Linked DNA regions of Homo sapiens: region 1 is linked to region 2. Evidence: chromatin loops called from intact Hi-C (ENCODE). Cell type or tissue: heart right ventricle. All regions are shown on one strand. Links, peaks and the distances in the headings refer to the core of each region. The heading gives the core; the rest is flanking DNA.

Evidence for each region. Peaks named below come from ENCODE experiments on the same cell type or tissue, not always from the same donor. Only the 100,000 strongest peaks of a DNase experiment are listed, where the experiment ranks them.
Region 1: it touches region 2 in a loop (3-fold over the local background); 1 of 110 quality-filtered maps calls a loop at or near these places.

Annotation. Positions count from the first base shown.
Region 1 is chr9:89,916,059-89,925,410 of GRCh38, forward strand. No RefSeq gene overlaps it. Among named protein-coding and RNA genes, the nearest start is that of MIR4290, 100 kb to the right of the region's middle. RefSeq lists an enhancer at 5,118-5,287. In heart right ventricle, for the core only: a CTCF peak has its summit at 3,489 (motif pointing left); DNase peaks (open chromatin) are centred at 3,273 and 3,463.
Region 2 is chr9:89,670,265-89,681,555 of GRCh38, forward strand. LINC03062 (long intergenic non-protein coding RNA 3062) reads left to right here. Exons shown (of 6, transcript NR_024280.1): 3 at 2,493-3,223. Among named protein-coding and RNA genes, the nearest start is that of LINC03062, 36 kb to the left of the region's middle. RefSeq lists enhancers at 5,436-6,086, 6,087-6,736, 7,305-8,710. In heart right ventricle, for the core only: no CTCF peak of the experiment used is centred there; a DNase peak (open chromatin) is centred at 6,174; H3K27ac peaks cover 1,923 bases.

The sequences.
Region 1 (9,352 bases), core at 585-5,584, 240 kb after region 2:
GGTTGGGTGAGACTGAAGGTCCCAATTCTCTAATGATGGCTTGGCCTTTCTCCTTTCTCAAGAGCAGCCTCATCCTGAAGCTATCTAGGGTCCCCCAGCTACCAGTGCTCTCATTAACACACAAAAGACATTCTTATCACTCTGGAGATGCCAAAGGTTTTAGGAGCGTGTGCCAGAAACCAGGGCAGAGACGAAATATATGTTTCTCACATAGATCACAACATCACACGCCATTACGGTGTATTTTAAAAATGTAGATTGTCACTCCTAGCTCCCCCTGTGTCTCTGTGACATCTACGTGCATCTGCACAAGGACAGCAGGACTCTGAAGGGCAGGGCCCTGGATGATTGTTCTCACTGTAGCCCCCTCCCCCGCAATCAGGAGTGACCTCATTTCTTTTGAATTTTCTTTCTGCAGGACCAAGTTCCTGGGTGTGGCTGCTCTTTTCCACTCTTGAATTCTTCTAGGGTTTGCATAAATAAAAAAATTCATGGAGCAGGTTCCTGTACTAAGGCTGCTTGGAAAATTCATGGACTTTTTTGGGAAAGCAATCTTTTTTTTTTCTAAATAAGGAGAAAATACCAGAATGATTAATCCAGGTGAGGTCTCACATAATCTGTGAATTAATTCTTTCCCATTTCTCTTTTATTTGGTAGTAGTGTGGACTTGTTGATAACATGAATTCAAGTCTGGATTCCTTTTGCATTCTGCCACAAATATCCTCTACTAAATAAAAGGTTTTCAGTGGTGTCTGAGCCCCTTTTCATTTCATGTAAAATGACAGGATTGGATTGGATGACTCGAGGTCCCTTCCACATCAGCTCTCCCGTCATGCCAGAATTATCCACCATTGCACCACCCCTTCACTCCTGGCCCTGACCCTAAAAACAAAGGGGATTTGTCAGAAAGGGCAGGGATTTATCAGTGTTTTTCTTGTGAGATAACATGCACAGCTGTAGAAAACCTTCACTATTCTCCACCATCTGTGGTTGGAAAAACTTGATCAGTAGTTAAGATTTTTAAAATTAAAATATCCCCTTAACCTGCTGTGATATGATCTACAGTAACAAGCTAGCCTTTAGAAATTCTCCTACAATGGCCAGGTAGAGGATTGGCTTGGTCAGAGCAGGGCACAGCTCCATTCTGGCTGTTGACTCAGAGCCTCTCTCTAGGGTCCTCAGACAGCGTGCTGTCAATCAACTTCAGCAGGATCACTGACACTAGCCATGATTTATTGGACTTAGCATTCATTATGTCTTTTTTTTTCCCTTATTCACTCAATTTTTGCCCCAACTAGTTTTCAAGTTAGGTAACCACCATAAACAGTTTGTAGTTTTTTCCTGTCATACCTTAAATTCCTTAAAAATGCAATTGTGAAGTATTCGATTTGTTCCAAGTACTATACAAATATTCTTACATGCTATGAATGTGTAAGCGTAACATGCAAATGTAGCTATGTTATGGTTACAAATCTTATAGAAATATCACTGCTGAGGTATAAGATGAGACTAATACCATAAATATATGCCATGACCCAAGCCAAGGAACCTCCTCTGGGCTCTTCCACCTTGTTATTCTAACATCACACTCCCATCCCAACCTACTTCTGAAATACCTCCCAAATCCATCCACATTCCTCATTTTCAATGCTGCCATTCTAGTTTCAGCAATTATCATTTTTTGCCTGGACTACCCACTGGTCTGCTAACTGGTCTCTTACTGTATCTCTACAATCACGTCTCTGTTGCATAAACTTTCTCATGGCTTTCCAACACACTGGAATAAATTCAAACTACAAAGACCCCACCAGCCAGCCCAGTTGCCTCTCCACATATCCTATTCCCTACCTGGGCTTACCTGCTCCCTCCACGTTCACAGGCTTCCTTCTGTTCCCGGGCTCGGCAAAATGGCGCCTGCCTCAGGGACATTGCCCACACCACAGTGTCCTCCATGGCGGGCTTCTTCCCTTCACTCAGTCATTGCTTCAGAGGGGCCCGTCCTGATGATTCTGCAGAAAGTTCTGTGCTCTCTGCTCACCCTCACAAGGTGAACACGCTGGGCCTGCCTCACCGGCTGCCATGGCCCCATCCCAGAGCAGCACCTGGCCAGGGCAGTGGCCAGCACACACTGTGGAGGGAATGAATGGGGGACAAAACCTATCTCATAGGAGTGTGGGGTCCAGCAAGGTCACGTCTGGGCATCCAGTGCCCTCCCTGGCAACAGTGAGTACCACATGAGTGGTGGGGGAGAAGTCATCAAAGTCTTTCATAGCTCACCTCCGACTCTCCCTAGAACTCTAGAATCCCTTTTGTGTTCCTTTAAAGACATTTTTTTTTCTCTTGAGATGGAGTTTCACTCTTGTTGCCCAGGCTGGAGTGTAATGGCGCGATCTTTGCTCACTACAACATCCGCCTCCTGGGTTCAAGCAATTCTCCTATCTCAGCCTCCTGAGTAGCTAGGATTACAGGCGCCCGCCACTATGCCTGGCTAATTTTTGTATTTTTAGTAGAGACGGGGTTTCACCATGTTGGCCAGGCTGGTCTCGAACTGCTGATCTCAGGTGATCAGCCTGCCTTGGCCTCCCAAGGTGCTGGGATTACAGGCATGAGCCACTGCGCCCAGCCCCTTTAGAGACATTTTAACAGAGAAGTCCTTCAGTCCCTCAAATGCCCCACCTTCCTTTTTTACAGCCTTTTTCCTCTCCTGAGAAATAACAGGATGGTTCACCCAGGCATGAGGGTCAGCCCCACCTCCCCCGTCTTTCTTTTCCATCGGTTATCAAGCCTGGTCTGTATCACCCCTTGACATCTCACATATCAATCCCTCTTTCCATAACCAGCAGGGCATCTTCATGACAGGTTTGGAACCCAAGCTACAGAATCAGTTCCTAGTTCTACCCTTGGACAGTTATGGGACGGTGAGTAACAGATGGAAAAACTTTCAGCCTCAGTTTCTCCCTCCTTAACGTGGGAAGAAAAGTAATTCTGTAGTTAATGTGGAGACTTTCTGAGAGGAATAGAAAAGACAGTTGGTGCAGGCATGTGGCTGGCACATGGGAGAACTCAATAGTGAGCAGCAGGTATCTGCCCGGGGCAGGAGTGCTTCCTCATGCCCGGGATGGCTTTCCTTCTTTCACCCCAGCCTCCCGCCCAGCCTATGCCCTACGCAGCAGAGTGCAGAGGATGTTCCCAAAGCCTCCATAGGATGGCGCCGTGCTTCTCCTAGTGCTGCCTCCTCAACTCAGTCCCAAATCCAGACAGCTGGGTTGGTGCCCTCGGCTCGCAGGTCACAGGCTCTGATGCACTCTGTCTCCACCTGTGCAGTCCTCTTCCTACTTCACATCCCCTCCTCTCTTCCTGTGTCTGCTTGGGCACCCCGTCCCTCCACCCCAGACCTGTAGAGACAGAGCTGGGATGTCCTTACGTTGGCCTCTCAAGGTCCCTTAATATAGCCTCCCATAACCCTGACTCACAACCGCCACCTTTTGGTTCCTCCTACTCCATGGCATGCTGCTGTGGAGGCCAAGTCCCCAGCACTGCGTTCCCCAGGCAATGCTGAAGAAAAGGCCAGGGCTGCTCATCAAGGAAGGTGTTGTCATTAGGGCAGCCGTGGTTTTCCTAGGCAGCCAGACTTACCATGGGCATGTAGAGAAAAAGCACCAAGATCTTTGTAAAATTGACTTCCATTTTGTGTTAAAAGGCTTGTTATACCTATAAACAGTGATAACAACATATTTATACATGGGAATAAGACTTAAAAACAGACACAAACGGGCCAATCAACAGTATCATGGAACAATGTGTACTTTACAACACCATTCTTTTTTCAAGTTGAAAGCATGCAAACCTAAACAGTATATATTTTGAGGGATGTATATGCATGTAATAAAGATTAGAAAAGCAAGGAAATGATGACAAAATAAACATTTGAAAAATAAAATGGGAAGAGACAAGAGGCCAAGGACTGTGGCAAGGTGGAGTTTGGGTGGACAGCAGGGAATAAATGCCGGATTGGGTGAATGGGGAGTGAACTCTACCCACCGTACTGGCACAGAAACTGGGATGTGGGGATGCTAATGTGGCCGAGATCACATAGCTAGGAAGTGGCAGAGCTGGGATTCATGCTTAGGTTGGTCTGACTCTACAGCTCTTCATGTTGTTCCTTGATACCAGAGACAACATCAAGAAAGCCATGTGTTAGAACGAGCTCGTCTGGGGTGGAGGGCAGCAGGAGAAGAGAAGGCAGCTGGGAGGCCAGGTGGAGGGTGGCGGTGGCCAGGATGGAAATGGAGGAGAGGCTGGAAAGGCAGGAAGGAGCCCCAGGGAGTGTTGTCTGAGAAGCCTAAGTTGGGGCATGAGGAGGGAAAGTGTGTGAGTTGAATAGTGTCAAATGGAGCAGACGTCATAAGACTTTTGCTATGGACTGAATTGTGTCACTCCCAAATTCATATGTTGAAGTCCTAACTCCCAACATGGCTGTATCTTGACATAGGGTTTTAGGAGGTAATTAAGGCTAAATGAGATTGTAAGAGTGGGCTGTTGTCATGGGGTTAGTGTCCTTATAAGCGAGCTGAGAGCTTTCTCTCCCTCTCTTTCTCTATCCCCTCCCTTTTACCCCACTTCCCCACTTCACCACTTGAGGATAAGCAAGAAGACAGCCATCTGTAAGCCAGAAAGAGAGCCCTCACCAGAACCCCACCATGCTAGCACCCTGATCTGGGACCTCCAGCCTCCAGAACTGTGAGAAAATAATGTCTGTCATTTAAGCCATGCAGTCTATGCTGTTTTGTTCTGGAAGCCCAAGAAGACAAATACAGCCTCGTTCCTGGAATGTTGAAAGTGTCACTGGGGCGAAGATGGTATACAGCCTCTTATTTTGAACTCCCACTGTTCTAACATTCGTTCATGAAACATCTTTTGTGAATTGATGCCAGGCAAGTGGTATAAAAAGGAAAAGGCACCCGTCTTGTGAGTCCAGGCTGCATCCGCTGAAGCTGTCCCTGCTGGCGGCTGCAGTTCTCCTCACAGGGCGACCACATTCACAAACACCCTCAGGGCAGTGTCCCAGAAACAGAGCTTCCCAACTGAGATCTGTCCTACTTTTGAAGATGACTGCTGTATTGCTCAGGGAGGGAGAATTTTCAATCCTTGCAAAGCAAGACAGAAACAAAAGGGGTACTTGGCCTTCTCAACCGGTGTGCATGTACAGTATTTGAGGGCGCTACCTTTAGACAGCAGGGTGAGTGTGCAAAGGGATCCTCGTGTTGGAAGATGGGGGTAAAGGGGTATGAGTCTGAGTTCCTCCTGAAACACCAGCCTCTCTCAGAGGCAGCAGCGGAGCTCCGCGTATGCTGGCGCTCTCTTTCTTGCATCGTGTTCATGGATTTCTAAATTCCCTTGCTAATGGCAACAGAAATACCACCATCAAAACTAACGTCTCAAGGGTCCAAGGTTTCAATCACACAAAGCCCAGGTTATCATAGGAACATGGGGCAGGCAAGGAGGGGGCCCCTGGGGAGCCATCTTCATGTGTCCTCATTAAAATGAAGGGAGTCATTCAGAGATTTGACTGTGTTTGTCTCCTTCTACTATTTTTCTTTAAAAAGCTGTTTCAGTTAGAGTAGGAAGAGCAAGATACACTTATTTCTGAAATGGGTGCAAGAACTTTCAAATATGGAAACACAACACCTTTCTATTTTTTGAATTCTGCTTTTAAAACGGAAAAATACTTGTTCTTCTTGAGAATTGGGCTTTCTGCTTTGAAGGAGGTAATATCAAAGCAATATTTTATTTGCAAGTAATGAACTGTACTCTTTTAACTTGTTTTGCTAAAGCATTGCTCTTCTGGGTACTTCATAGTTAAAGTATTGTGCCCTCCCACCTACCCTGAAGTTTTTGCTAGTCTTTGTGCATGACATTCAAAATAACGTACTTCTGCCACTACAAGGTGTGAGCACACTTCTAAATGACAAAATGATTGAGTTATCATCAAGATATTGTTCAGTATAAACATCATTTTACTTTTCTAAACTTTTAAAAGTGGCCAACACATTCAGTCGCTGTATTATCTTTTGATTAACCCAAGTGCTCAGCTATCCATCGCATTCCACGAAGTCAGTTTGCAATTAATGAGCAGGACACAGTTTATCAGCATGCCTGAGAAAAGCGATTGTATCTGGATGTCCTCAGCCCTTTCCCCTCCAAATAGGCTGTGTGGTGAGTGCTCCTTCGAATGGTACAGATGGCCGGCCTGTTTATCCTCTCCTGCCCTTGCTTCGGGCCATGCCTAAGTGCCTCACCCCTGGCTGAGTGACATCAGGTCCAGCTGGAAGTGGGGCACCAAAATGCCTGCCTCACTGGAGCTTGGTGGTGTCTGTTTGCTCACCTGCAAGGCCAGCATGGCCTTTTATTAGAGGTCTCAGGGGGCTGGGGGAGGCCATAGCTCTTTGAATTTCTCTTATTAACTCTTCTTTGACTGGTTCCAAGTCAAAGACTTCTGCGTGCATATGTACACACACTGTATCACACACACCACACACTCACACTACCCATGGATATGCACACATACCACATACCACACACACATATGCACACACACACCACACAACACCACACACATATATGCACGGATATGCACACACACCACACTACACACATCATACACACACTACACAATGTTACACACACCTATACACACACATACACACACATGCACACATACTGCGCTACACGCACCACGCACATACATGCACACACACCGCACTACACACATCATACACGTACCACACAATACTATGCACACCTATACACACGCATATGCATATGCACCACACACACACGTTATACATCCCCCACATACATTTTCTCCACTTTTCTTGGCTGCTTCCCTGGTCCTCACCATCAAAGGAATTCTTGCAGTAGAGCCTGGAAGGCTTCTCCCAGGAAGCACCCACTTCCTGCAGGAGAGAGACTGTGAGAGCGCGCCAGCCTCCTCCCCAGCCCTACACGCTGCCATTCATCCTCTCAACACACTTGTGAGTGTCCCTGTTGTGCCAAGCACTCTTCCAGGTCCTTCCAGGAGGTGGGTGAGGGGCACTGATGAAAAAAATGGGCCTCAACCTGGAGTCATGAAGCTTGGGGGTTTGGGTGGGACACAGGAATAAGAAATGAACATATCTGTGAACACGATGACCAGGAATTACAGGAGGGAAAGAGCACCGAGGAGCCTGCAGAAAGAGGCCCTGGAGCCCGGAGCTGATGCCAAAGGCTGTCCAGGAGGAGCAAAGGAGCAGCCAGGAAGGCCCTGGGGCACAGCAAGAGTGTCCAGAGTGAAGCCCAGCAAGTGGGGAGGGCGGTTCATGCAGTGAGAGGAAGACTCTAGAGGTTTTATCTAGGCCGTATTCCTTCCCCCTTTGTGGAGATGGGTTGTGCAGGGGGTGTGGAGGGAGCTAGAAGCTCCGCATGCATGGAAGATTAGTGCTCACAGAGCCCCAGATAGAGGCCGAAATGCCCATGGTGGGTGAGGAAGAAGTTTGGAAGGGGAAGCCAGAGAGGAGACGATGCAGGGCTCGCACTGGAACCAGCTCAGTTGGATGAAAGAAAAAAGTAAAGAAAAACGGAGAGCTTGAGCTTAAGGTCATTTTTCTAACTTTCTGTGTTGAAATAACGTTGGACAGACAGAAAAGTTACAAGGATAGAGTTTCCATACATACTTTTTTCATGTCAAGATCTTGTATCAACACGGCCCATTGGTCAAATCTGAGGAATTATTGTGGGTAAAATACGATTAGCCAAATGGTAGACTTTGTTTGAGTTTCCCTATCTTTCCACTCACTCCCTTTTTCTGTTCCAGGATCCAGACCAGGAGCCTACATTTCACTAACTTGTCAGGACTCCCGTCTCTCCTCCAGCCTGCGACAGCTCCTCCGTCTTCTTTTGTCTTTTCTAACCTTGATACTTTTGACGAGTACTGGCCAGCTGTTTCGCAGGATTTTCCTCCAGCTGAGTTGGCTTGAGGTTTTCTCTGATTGGATCACAGTTACCGGTTTTCGGAGGAACAGCACAGAGGTGAACGGTCTCACTTATCACTCCACATCAAAGCAGGCATGACACCCACGTGACTCATTCCTAGGAGGCTGACCTTCACCTTTTGGTCTGGGCGACATCTGCCAGGTTTTTCCACTGTCTAGTGACTATTTTTTTCTTTTCCTTTTTTTATGTTTGTGAAAGTCCTGCCCACACTCAAGGGGCGGGAAATGAAACTACACCCCCTGGTGTAATTTGTGAGGTACATTAAAACCACCCTAGTAATAGGAAATGCTCACATTATGCTTTTGGTCATTGTTATTGAGCTAGTTATGAGGCTTCTTTTTCCCTCTGTGGGAAGATGACATTTTCACCCGTAATACCTTGTCACCCGTACCACTTTGGCAGTCTCAGTGAAGATACCTGCACCCTCTGGGTGAGGGGCTTCTGACTAGTGCCATGGATGCTTGCTCTACAGAGACCAGAGAAGACTCCAGTTAGGGAGAGCGGACTCGCTACGCTCAGGTGCCGCCCCTCTGTCTCCCAGCCTCTCTAAAATGACAAGAAAGGGACAAAAGCCTTATTAACTTATAGAGTGAAAGACAGCAGGGATAACCAAGGGTAAAGCATCACAACACATTTTGTAAGTGCCTCATCTGAGCAGATCCTGACCAGGAGTGTCCCCTCTCCTGCCACCCACTGGAAGGTGCAAGCAGACGGAGGTGGACAAAGCCCTGGGCTCATGGCAGGGCCCCTGCAGTATCTGCCTGGAGGACCTCAGGCACCACAGTTCCCTCTCCCATTCTGTATGCCCTGTGGCTACTCTGGACACAGTCCCCATAGGAGGTGGTAGTTGACTGGGGATGCCATAACAAAGTGCCACACACTAGGTGACTTAGAACAATAGCAATGGAGTGTTTTACAGTTCTGGAGGCCAGAAATCCAAGATCCAGGTGTTGGCAGGGCCCCACTCCCCGTGAAGGCACCAGGACTCTCTCTGCCCAAGGCCTCTCTCCTACCTTCTGTTAGTTCCTTGGCTTGTGGCAGCAGAGCTCCAATCCTTACATGGCATTCTCTACGTGTACGAATGCATCTATGTCCAAATTTCCCCTTTACATAAGGATATGAATCATACTGGATTGGGGCCCACCCTTGCAATCCTATCTTAAATAATTACCTTTGTAACAGCTCTATCTCCAGATCTACACACACACTCGGAGGGACTTGGGGGTTAGGATTTCAACCTGTGAATTTTGGAGGGAACGTAATTCAACCTATAACTAGGTGGGATGTTTACTTGCTGAAGGAACAGACAGTCCCACTAGGC
Region 2 (11,291 bases), core at 3,808-8,807:
CAGAGGCTGGACCTGGGCCAAGCAGCCCATGCTCAGGGTCAGGGGCAAAGGGGGAAGACAAGAAGGGGAGCTTCCCTGCATAGCGCCCTGGCAGGTAAGGAGGCCACAGATGTGAGGGTTCTGTGAGTCCTGTCACTAGGAACACTGGCGCCAGCTGTCCTGCATCCTGAGTGTGTGGGGCTGTGGGGATCCATCGTCCCACCTACAGTCCTGAGGGGAGCCTCCAGGTTTAGGGCTGTTCAAGGCCCTCCTAAATCTCAGATTGGGTTTCCTATCTACCCGGAAGAAAGAGCGCTAGATTTAGCTTTAAATCAAATTAAACAGGAATAACAAAATGTGATGTGTTTGGCCTAAGATTTATACTCCTTATGTCCACCACCTTAGCCCTTCTGGAGAGACAGAGGCACCTAGGCTCAGACATGTGGAGGGTAGATGGTCACAGGCAGGAGCCCCTGGCCAGAGTAGCCTCTAGAGATGCTCCTCATCATCCCTTCTGGGATTTGTTTTTTCCTAGTTGGAGATTAAAAAAAAAACAAACTTGAAAAATAATTCTGAAATGAACTATACACACAAAAGAGTATCTGTAACTTACATATACATAGAAAATAGCAATAATAAACGAAGACACACCCAGATTAGCAGTTTGAACGTTACCCAGACCTCTAAATGGTCCCATAACATTCTTCTTCTTTTTCCCACTTTCATTGCAATAACCACTGGCCCGGATTATGTGTTAATCATTACCTTGTCTTGTTTAAAGTTTTACTGTAAATGTGTGAGTTGTCAAGCAATAGATAGCTAAATTTTATCTGTTTTTGAACATTTGTAAATAAAGTTATACAGTATAAATTTGGTGACTTGCTTTTTTTCTGCTCATGAGATGCATGCATGATGAGGCATATACCTGTTGGTCAATCATTTCACAGTGCTCCCTTGCAGGAATTATTCGCCTGGTTTCGGGCTTTTGCTACTGCAAACAATGCCCATCTGACTATTCCCTTAAGGGCACAGGTCCCTAAGCGTGATGGCTGTGATTCAAATTCTGCCTCCCAGCACCTGCCTGTGTGGCCTTCTGGGGTCCAGGGTCATCCTTTTTAAAATGAAGATAATAATACTACATGCACCAGCAGGCTCTAAGGAGGACTAAGAGAGTGAATTCAGGTAAAGCATTTAACATGGTACCTCACACAGGATCAGTTTAAAGGTTAGATATAATGATAGTAATGGTGGTAGTCATGATAGTGGTGATGGTGGTGGTGGTGATGATGGTGGAGACGGTGGTGATGGTGGTGGTGATGGTGGTGGTGGTGGTGGCGGTGATGGAGATGGTGGTGATGATGGTGATGGTGGTGATGATGGTGGTGGTGGTGATGGAGATGGTGGTGATGATGGTGATGGTGGTGATGGTGGTGGTGGTGGTGATGGAGATGGTGGTGATGATGGTGATGGTGGTGGTGATGGTGGTTATGGTGGTGATGGTGGTGGTGATGGAGATGGTGGTGGTGATGGTGGTGGTGGTGGTGATGTTGATGACAACTCCTTGGGTACTTATTTGGAAACAGAGTCTTTGCAGACACAGTCAAGTTAAAATGAGATCATGAGGGTGCACCCTAATCCTAAATGACTGGTTCAGGTGTCCTTATAAAAAAGACAATTTTGAGACACAGGCACACAGGAAGAATTTCATTCGAACATGCAGGCAGAGATCTATAAGCTAAGGAACACTAATGATGGCCAGCAAACCACCAGACGCTTAGAAAGAGGCCTGGGTCTCAGCCTCAGAAACCAGCCCTGCCGATGCCTTGATCTCAGACTTCTGGCTTCCGGAATAAACTTCCCCTGTATAAGCCACTCAGTCTGTGAAAGTTTGTTATGGCAGCCCTAGCAAATGGACACAAAAAGCACAGAAAGAGAATTCCTCTCAAATGGAAATGTTCCTACCATTGTCAAGAGATTGATTTTTAAAAATATCATTTTATGTGGGCCTGGGTGCGGTGGCTCACACCTGTAATCCCAGAACTTAAGGAGGCCAAGGCGGGCAGATCACAAGGTCAGGAGATCAAGACCATCCTGGCCAACATGGTGAAACCCCATCTCTACTAAAATACAAAAAAATTAGCCGGGTGTGGTGGTGCGCACCTGTAGTCCCAGCTACTTGGGAAGCTGAGGCAGGGGAATTGCCTGAACTCGCGAGGTGGAGCTTGCAGTGAGCCGAGATGGCACCACTGCACTCCAGCCTGGTGACAGAGCAAGACTCTGTCTCAAAAAAATATATATTTTATGTGCTATTACATTTTTCTTAAAAGATTTATACTACTTTGACACTCAGTGTTATAAAAGGGAAATCCAGAAGAAAACACTTTAGGTAGAATTTGATGATGGCCAGTGTGGGCAGAGTCCATATAATTCTGTCTGCGGCACGCAGTGGCTCTTGAAGACGCCATAATACAGATGCTGCACAAAGGCCACTACTTCCTGTTGCTTTACTGTAGGAATTAAGACATTGAAGGAACTGCTGCTGCCAGCAAGAGAGGCTGTTGCAAGAAAGAAAGGCTGCTGCAAGAAACGCAAGAAAGGCTGCTGCCAGCATTGCATTTCTGTCAAGAAGCTGCCCCGCAAAATTTATGGATGTATCGCTGTATGCACCTAATAGCAAGCTCTACTGGATGAATGGCTTATAAAGATCTCCCCTGAATAAAATTGTGGTTTTTAACTTTAGAAGAACAATGTCAATTCTCTCTGCATCCTTTATGGGAGCCTCAGCATGTGTTCAGCACTGGTATTTATTCTATATGACTGCTTGTTAAGCAACAGGCTGAATTAAAATGGGAAAGCTCACCGAGGAGTTTTCTTGAAATACTGCTTTTCTAGCAAGGAGAACATAGAAGATGGTGAGGCAGCCGCAGCTGGAGTGCTGACTGCCCAGAAGCAGAGGGGCAAAATGCACTCCAGTATGGATTTTGGTCATTGAGGCCTTGCTGAGAGCATGCCCCAGGCTGGGTTCACTTTTGCCTGAAGGGGCTGCAGCAGAATGAAAACTCAACTGTGCAAAACAAAACACTCAAATTTTAAAAAGCACAAGATTCTGCTGGGATCATCTGGCAGCAGGGGCAGCAGGAAAGACGTAATAGAGATTTCAAAGCAGGCTGAGGAGGAGGACAGGGCATTCCAGCCTCTGTGGTTCAGCAATCTCACCACTCCACAACCGACGGTGGCTTTCCAGGTATGCAGATTTGAAGGGTGCCCTTCCATGGAGGGTGATCGAGGTCTGCTAATGCCATTGCTCTGTGGGTGTCATAGTGAGTGCAAGTGCCTTGGCCAGTGTGCACATCCCAAGTGTGATTAACTGAATGTTCCTGTCCCCAGTATGTACATACTCCTGGTTCCTCCAGTGTGAACAGCCCCACAGTGTGCACATTCCCTTAGTGTGCACATGCCTCCAGTGTAAACATCCCTCCAGTGTGCACATCCCCATAGTGAGCACATTCCTCCTGGTGTATACATCCCCCCAGTGTGAACATCCCCCCAGTGTACACATTCCCCCAGTGTACACATCCCCCCGGTGTGCACATCCCCCCAGTGTGTACATCCCCGCAGTGTACACATTTCCCCAGTGTGTACACATCCCCCCAGTGCACACATCCCCCCAGTATACACATCCCCCCAGTGCACAAATCCCCCCAGTGCACACATCCCCCCAGTGTACACATCCCCCCAGTGTACACATCCCCCCAGTGTACACATCCCCTCAGTGCACATCCCCCCAGTGCACACATCCCCCCAGTGTGCACATCCCCCCAGTGTGTACCTCCCCCAGTGTGCACATTCCCCCAGTGTGCACATCCCCCCAGTGTATACATCCTCCCAGTGCACACATCCCCCCAGTGTGTACATCCCCCCAGTGTACACATCCCCCCAGTGTGTACATCCCCCCAGTGCACACATCCCCCCAGTGTATACATCTACCCAGTGTGCACATCCCCTCTGTGTGCACACCTTCCTAGTGTGCACATCCCCCCAGTGCACACATCCCCCCAGTGTATACATCTACCCAGTGTGCACATCCCCTCTGTGTGCACACCTTCCTAGTGTGCACATCCCTCCAGTGTGCATGACCCCCAGTATGCACACCCCAAGTGTACAGATGCCCCCAGGATACACGTTCCCTCAGTGTGCACACCCTGCAGTGTACACATTCTCTTAGTATACACATTCTTCCAGTGTGCATGTCCTTCTAGTATGCATGCCCCCAAGTGTACACATGCCTCCAGTGTACACATTAGCCCAGTGTTCATGCCCCCAGTCTGCACATCTCCTAGTGCACATCCCCTAGTATGCACATCTCCTCAATGTACACACGCCTAGAGTGCATGCCTAGTGTACACACGCCTAGTGTGCATATCCTCCTAGTGTGCCCTTTCTTAGCATTTACACCCCAGTGTGTACATCCAGTACACATGGTGCGCACAGCCCCCAGTGAGCAATCCTTCCCCCAGTGTGCAATCCTTCCCCCAGTGTGCACATGCTCCAGTGTCAACAGCCCCTGGCCAGCCTTGTCCAAGGCATCTCTGCAGGCTCAGCCTATGTAGGCACATGAGGACAATGCAGCAGAGTCAGAAGCTGCCTGTGCTGAGATGATGATAAGGACACGATGCGGAGCACATGGCCCCCGCTCTCAAGCACCTTCTAGTCCCTGGGGTCAGAGTGCTTAGAATGGGGAAGGCTGCTGGACAGGGCTGAGGGGGTCTTAGCTGAGTGAAGATGCTCCATCAGTGAGGGCTCCTGTGGGGACTGAGAAGGCAGCGCTCCCCTCACTCTGGGTCAGCTGATCTGGTGAGTTCATTGCACAGGGCTTCGGGGACAGGGCGGTGTTGTTCATGCTGCTGATGGGAGGAGTCCTGGGCTTGCAGCGCCTGCCTTCCCCGCCCAGCAGGCAGCTCGGAGTTCTGCCCAGCAACCAGGCCCCCTCCATCTGCCGTCTGGGATAATGAGCTGACCCTGAGGCTGCTGGCACAAGCCCACTTTGTGTCTTCTATTCACTGGGATTACCTTTCAGCTTCCCATTGTTCTTTGCTAATGGCCTTAAAACATGCCTGCCTGTTACCTTCCCTAGCCCTGCTGGCTGCTGGAGGAAAGCCTCATCTCCTCCAACTTGAAAGGCCTCCTCCACTCCATCCTGGCCTGGGCGGGTGGTAGGAATGCCAGCCTGGGCACAGGGATGTAAGCCGGCCACCCAGCCTTCAGCTGCAGCCATTAGCCAGGCCTCAAGTGTCACAATATTTTATGGGACGCCTCTCCCCGCCCTTGGTGAACTGGCCGGGTTGCCACATGGCCCAGCTTCTGTGCTTTCCAAGCCCTGCCTCCACTGAGAGCGTGGCTGTCCCCGTGTCTGGACAGATGGCTGAGGTGGGCTGGAGACTGCTGGCCTCTGGCCCTGGCAGGAGCTCATTCACTGTGATTATCCAGTCGTCACCCTGCAAGGGCAGAGGGGACAGGGCAGCAGTGGCTGCATTGACTTTTAACCCTTTCCAGAGTGAAGGGCTGGATCCTTGGGGGAAAGAATTCATCCAAATTGGACGAGCCCTTCACACTCGGCCTCATTATTATCCACGCGTGCAGCAAAATGGGGGAGCCAAATGTCTCCAGTTATTTACACTGCATCTGGCAAAAAGATAATTCGCTTCTTTTGGAGGCATTTGAAAGCTCAACCGTAGTGGGCTTTCACCTAATGCAACCATCAGCATTAAGATGAAGCAGCATATGACAGCGTTATTAAAACATGGCCACTCATTTCCTTTTTGCTTAGCTTTAGAGATGATGAAAACATACAGTGATTCCTTGTTTGAAAAGGAAATGTCAAAGAACAGATGCTATCAGGGTCTGATTTATAAAAGTGTGGGCTTTTATAAAGTGTCCAGGTCTCCTGGGCAGCATCTTTAGGGGACTACTGGACACAGCTCAGGGGGCTGACCCCCTGGCCACTGCCAAGCTACAACCTTCTCAAGGCCCTGAGTCACAGAAGACAGTCTGCGGGTGGCAGTGTCTGTCGCCCGTGTGTGCACATGTGTGCCTGCTCCTGTACAGGGCCCCGGCACGCGTCTCAGACGGGCTGCCGGCTTTGTTGTTGGAGGCGCAGGCTTCTCCAGATTGGCTGGTCTTCAAAGCAATGACATGCCGTGTCAGATCTGCCATAGTCCAGGCACGTGGCAGGCGTCCAGCATGCAAATGAGTCGGACGCTTTGCACTGGCCTGGAGCGCCCTAGACAGCCGCCCCACACCCCTGGGAGGCCCAGCAGGTGCCCGCGAGGCAGGTGTGCAGCTCGCCATATGCTCTGCTGAGCGTCGGGTTTCTGCCAGCATCTTTCAATGACCTACCAGGTGAGATAAAGTGAGTGGAAAGGGGCCCGTGCCAACCTGTGGCTGCACAGGCCACTTCTGGGTAGGGACAGCCCTGAAACCTGGGCAGGGCAGGCAGAGGAGGGACAAATGTCAGGGTGGATAATTGCTTTAAAAATCCCCTGCATTTTAGAAACAGGGAAGGTTTATGGCTAAATTAGATATATACCTTCCAAATGCACTGTCTGTCTCTGCAGAGCCCAGATTTGGAGCTGGAAGCCTAAGATAGGGCCCCAACTTTTCTCCCCGTCATGGCCACCTGGGGAGCCTTAAAAATCCCCATGCTCAGGCTGCTATCAGAGCAGTTAAATCAGACACTCTGGAAGTAGAACCCAGGCATCTGAATTTTTTGTTTCTCATGTGATTCAAAGTTTGAAAACCCATCATTTAGAGCTGTGCTGTCTAATGCAATAGCCACCAGCCAGATGTGGCTATCTTAATTTAAATGTATTAGCATTTTTAAAAGTTAGTCTGTTACATGTGCAAGCTACATTTCAAGTGCTCAGTGGTTGTGCTGAACAGTGCAGACCCTGTTCAGAGAACCTTCTCATTATTGCAGAAAGTTCCATGGAGCAGTGTGCTGTGGAGGGTCCTTTCAGCCCCTTGTCCTCCCTCCCTGAGAAGGTGACCTGCCTTGCTCCGGGGCACATTGGCAGTGCAGGGCAGTACTGTGCTATTCTATTCTCATGCCCTAATGCCTTAGGCTGCTGGGGGCACAGGTGTGCCCAGAGAAAGGCTCCAGAAAATCAAGCTACCACGTGCTTTTCAGCAAAGACTCAGCATGCAAAAATGAGGTGTCCCCCAAACACCTTCATGGAGCCCCCTCCCGGGTGCCAGGCCAACTTTGGTTGACTTCGGTAATGTGTATTTCCATGACATCCTCTTGTCCCCTGGTCATGCATGCCGGAGTCCCAAAAAGCATGGATGTTCCTAAACAGCCCCCTGAGCCCTGCCTTCATGAATGTCAGCGTGGGGGGCTCCGGCAGGCCCACGTGGGCATGTGCCGGTGAGTGTGAAGCCTCTGTCTGCCTGTCTGGGTCCCCTGTAATTCATCAGATGCATGTTTGTAACAAAAGGATCATGCCACACGCCAGGGATCTTTGAAACTGAAAGTTTGGTTCTTAAATGAGCCCAACTGCAAACCAAATGGTGTGTGGAGTGCTGAACGGGTGGGGACAAAAATCGTGGTGGAGGAGGTGGCTTTTCTAGCAGGGCAGCATTTCACAGCACGTGCTGCCAACTGTTGCAAAAAGAAAAAAAAAATCCTAAGAAGAAGAAAGAGAGAGGGAAATGTACATATTCCTGCAGCCCTGCAAGTGCCCTTTCTTCTTCATTGTTCTCTGGAGCAGGCAGCAGGCCCGGCCAACAGCTGTGCATTGCGTGTATCACTAACAGCTGCTTTTTCCTGGGGTGAAATTAAAAGATTAGGGGATATGGGCACGTGCTGGCCTCAGGAGCCCAAACAATGCTTGATTTAGGGTGAAACTTGTCTGGGGAGACTGACAAAGGAGGAGGCTCCGAGTTGGCCAGGGGTCAAAGAGGGGAGCTGGCTTTGACAGAGACAAAAGGAGGGAGGGGGTGGGAGGCAGAGGGCTAGGGGAGCCAGGCCAAGTGAAAAGAGGCCTCGCAGCAGCTGCTCCTGCCCCAGAAATTTGAGACGGGTCTTTTCACAAACACAAATGCCTGAGAAGAATAGGGGGCCACGCTTAGCTGAAATGGCTCGTTTGCAAATGAAAAGGAGATTGGGAGCCCTTACATTTTCCAAGTTTTCACCTAAGAGGATGGAAAATGATTAGTGTAGGCAAGAAGTGTGCAGAGGAGCAGATGGGCCAGCCACCCTGGAGCTGCACTCTGTGTTTACATAACAATCATGCCCACTGCCGGGGTGCAGAAGCCCAGGCCCCCTAAATGTCCAGCAAGGACACTGGCACCCCGGAATTCGATCAGTGCAGTTCCAGCTGGGACTCCACAGGACGTCTTTGCTACAGCGTGTGTGGATATTAATTTATGTGCTGGATAAATTAAATACACTTATAACCATGAAGCGGCAAGGTGATTGCAGCAGGAGGCAGGCTGGCAGACAGCACGCCGGTGTGGTTGTTGTCCCTTGGCAGGATGCCTGACTTCCCAGACTTGCTGTTTCTTCTTGGCCCCTGCTGAGAACATTGGAGGAGAACCCCTGGCCTGCACTTCACCGTGTGTGACGAAAAGGGTTTTAACCATGAGCAAACACAGGGTTGGAAGCCAGTCCCCCAAATCAGGCAGCACAGAAGGAGGATAGCAATAGCCATCTTAGTAGGAAAAGCACCTGCCACACCTCAGGAGCTTCCCATGTGCCTGGTGGGGTCCCACAGCAGCTTCGTGGGTTTGCAAGGGTGCCCAGAGGGCAGCGAGGCCTCGATTCTAGAAATATTCCTGACAAAAATGCACGACCTGAGATAATCTTGAGAAAACATCTGACAAACCTACATGACCTCTGCTCTGAGTTGGATGCCAGGGTCCTGGAAGACAGAAATTTTGGAGACAGAGAGGCAGGCCAGCTGCGAGCAGCACACACTTGGGATGCTCTTCTGTGGTAAAAGGCATTGTCGAAACAACCGGCAAAATCGGAATCAGTTCTGCAGATTAGACAATACAATTGCATCCATGTTCATTTCCAGGGTTTTAGGACTGTACCGTGGTTACATAATAGAATGTCTCTGATTTTTTTTTAGAAAATAAACAGTAAATATTCAGAAGTAAAGAAGCATCATGCCTACAACTGACTCCCATATGGTTCAGAAAAAAATTACAACTCTCTCTCCTCTCTCTCTCTACATATATCTACATTAAGGGGTGGCGGAGGAAGAGAGAAGGCAAAAATGGTACAACGTCAACATTTGGGAAATCCGGGTGAAGATTATGGCCATTCTTTGTACTGTTCTTGCAACCTTTTTTCTAAGTCTGAAATTATGTCAAAATACAAATGTTAAAAGGGCCAAATGGGGCAGTGGAGGTGTAGACCATCTGTGTGGTCATCCTGGTTCCCCTCCCAGGTAGAGACACATCTGGAAGTCGTTAGTTCTGGGGCATTTTGGCACCTCGCTCAGCAATCCCCTGGGTCCAGAGCAGCCCTGGCCCAGGCCTGGTATTCTTATCAGCTCCTAGTACATCTGTGATGGACAATGCCTGCCACCTGGGATTATGTTGTCCAGTGTTGAGTGTGTGGAGGAGGAGACAGGGCTGCTGTTTTGGGCACGAACACTCTCCTGGGCCAGCCTGAAGGATAGAGTGTCCTCCCAAAGTTGACTCAGTTGGAGAGGTCTGAGTCTCTGCTCTGGCTGTGGGAGGCTGTCGAGTCACCAGGTGGGAAGGTTTCCCCGGGGGCCAAGAGGACAAGTCTACAGCTGACCTGGTTGTAGTGGCAGAAGAACAAGGGGCTCAGCCAGCAAACAGGAGAAAGGAGGCCCACTCCCAGAGATGTCCCCGGGCACTGTGGTGGTGGCCACCTCTAACATGCTGGTTTTTTTTTTTTTTACGATGAGCTGCTCTTTTCATACACTGAGTGATAACTGGATCATTGCATTAAATTGACTGCTTCTCCTGCTAGGTATTAGCTGATAGTTTTTTCTTTTGCCCCTCCCTCTTGCCTACACATCTGTATCACCTGGAGAGGTTATTAAGAGTTGCCCAGGCCTCATCCATCCCCAAAGAGCTGTATCAGAATCCCTGGGGATGGGAAAAAGGTGGAAGCTGGGTTTTATTGTGCTGTAAAAAGTCATGATAGGGATTTTGAGTGTGTTTTCAGCATTGCGAAGGGCTGCCTGGTAGGTTGGACTCAAGGACCTAGCTGTGTTCTCAAGAAGAGTGTGGGCTGGGCACTGTGGCTCACACCTGTAATCCCACCATGTGTGAGCACCTGCAGGGTGCCTGGAACCATGCATGGCTCCTCATGGCTGCACATGCGTGTCTGCTGAGTATAAGAAAAAGATCTGAAAGAAATCATTGCTGTTCAGAACAATCTTCACTCAGCACATGGCAACATGCTGGGGATATGCTCATGTCCATACATGTGTCCATGCACATGATCTGTGCTCAGGAAACTGGGGAAAGAAACTGAAAGTAAGCTAAAAAAAAAAAATAGCATGTTCTCAGGGCACACTATCACACACACCCGAACTCAGCTGACTCCTGTGTGGCTTGCTTGTGGCCCAAATCACCTGTTTTCCTCCTACTTCCAACCTTCCCGAGGTTGGAAGGTGCTAGTGAGAGGTGACACAGTGCTAGCAGTGCTAGCAGCCCTCGCAGCCCTCGCTCACTGTTGGCGCCTCCTCGGCCTCCGCGCCCACTCTGGCCGCACTTGAGGAGCCCTTCAGCCTGCCACTGCACTGTGGGAGCCCTTCTCTGGGCTGGCCGAGGCCGGAGCCGGCTCCCTCCGCTTGCGGTGAGGTGTGGAGGGAGAGGCACGGGCCGGAACCGGGGCTTTGCGCAGCACTCGTGGGCCCGCTAGATTCCGGGTGGGCATGGGCTTGGCAGCCCCGCACTCAGAGTGGCTGGCCCTGTCGGCTCCGGGCAGTGAGGGGCTTAGCACCCTGGCCAGCAGCTGTGGAGGGTGCCCCGGGTCCCCCAGCAGTGCTGGCCCACCTGTGCTGCGCTCAATTTCTCGCCAGGCCTTAGCTGCCTCCCGCAGGGCAGGGCTCGGGACCTGCAGCCCCCTATGCCTGAGTCTTCCCCCCGGCGGCCGCCCCCGCCCCCCGGCCCCCCGGCACCCCCCGCCCCCCCCGCCCCCCCCGGGCCCCAGCAGCCGCCGCCCCCCCTCGCCACCCCACCGCCGCCGCCCCCCGCCGCACCGCTGCCCCCGCCCCGCCACCGCCACCCCCCGCCACCGCCCCCCTCCCCCACCACGGGCTCCTGGG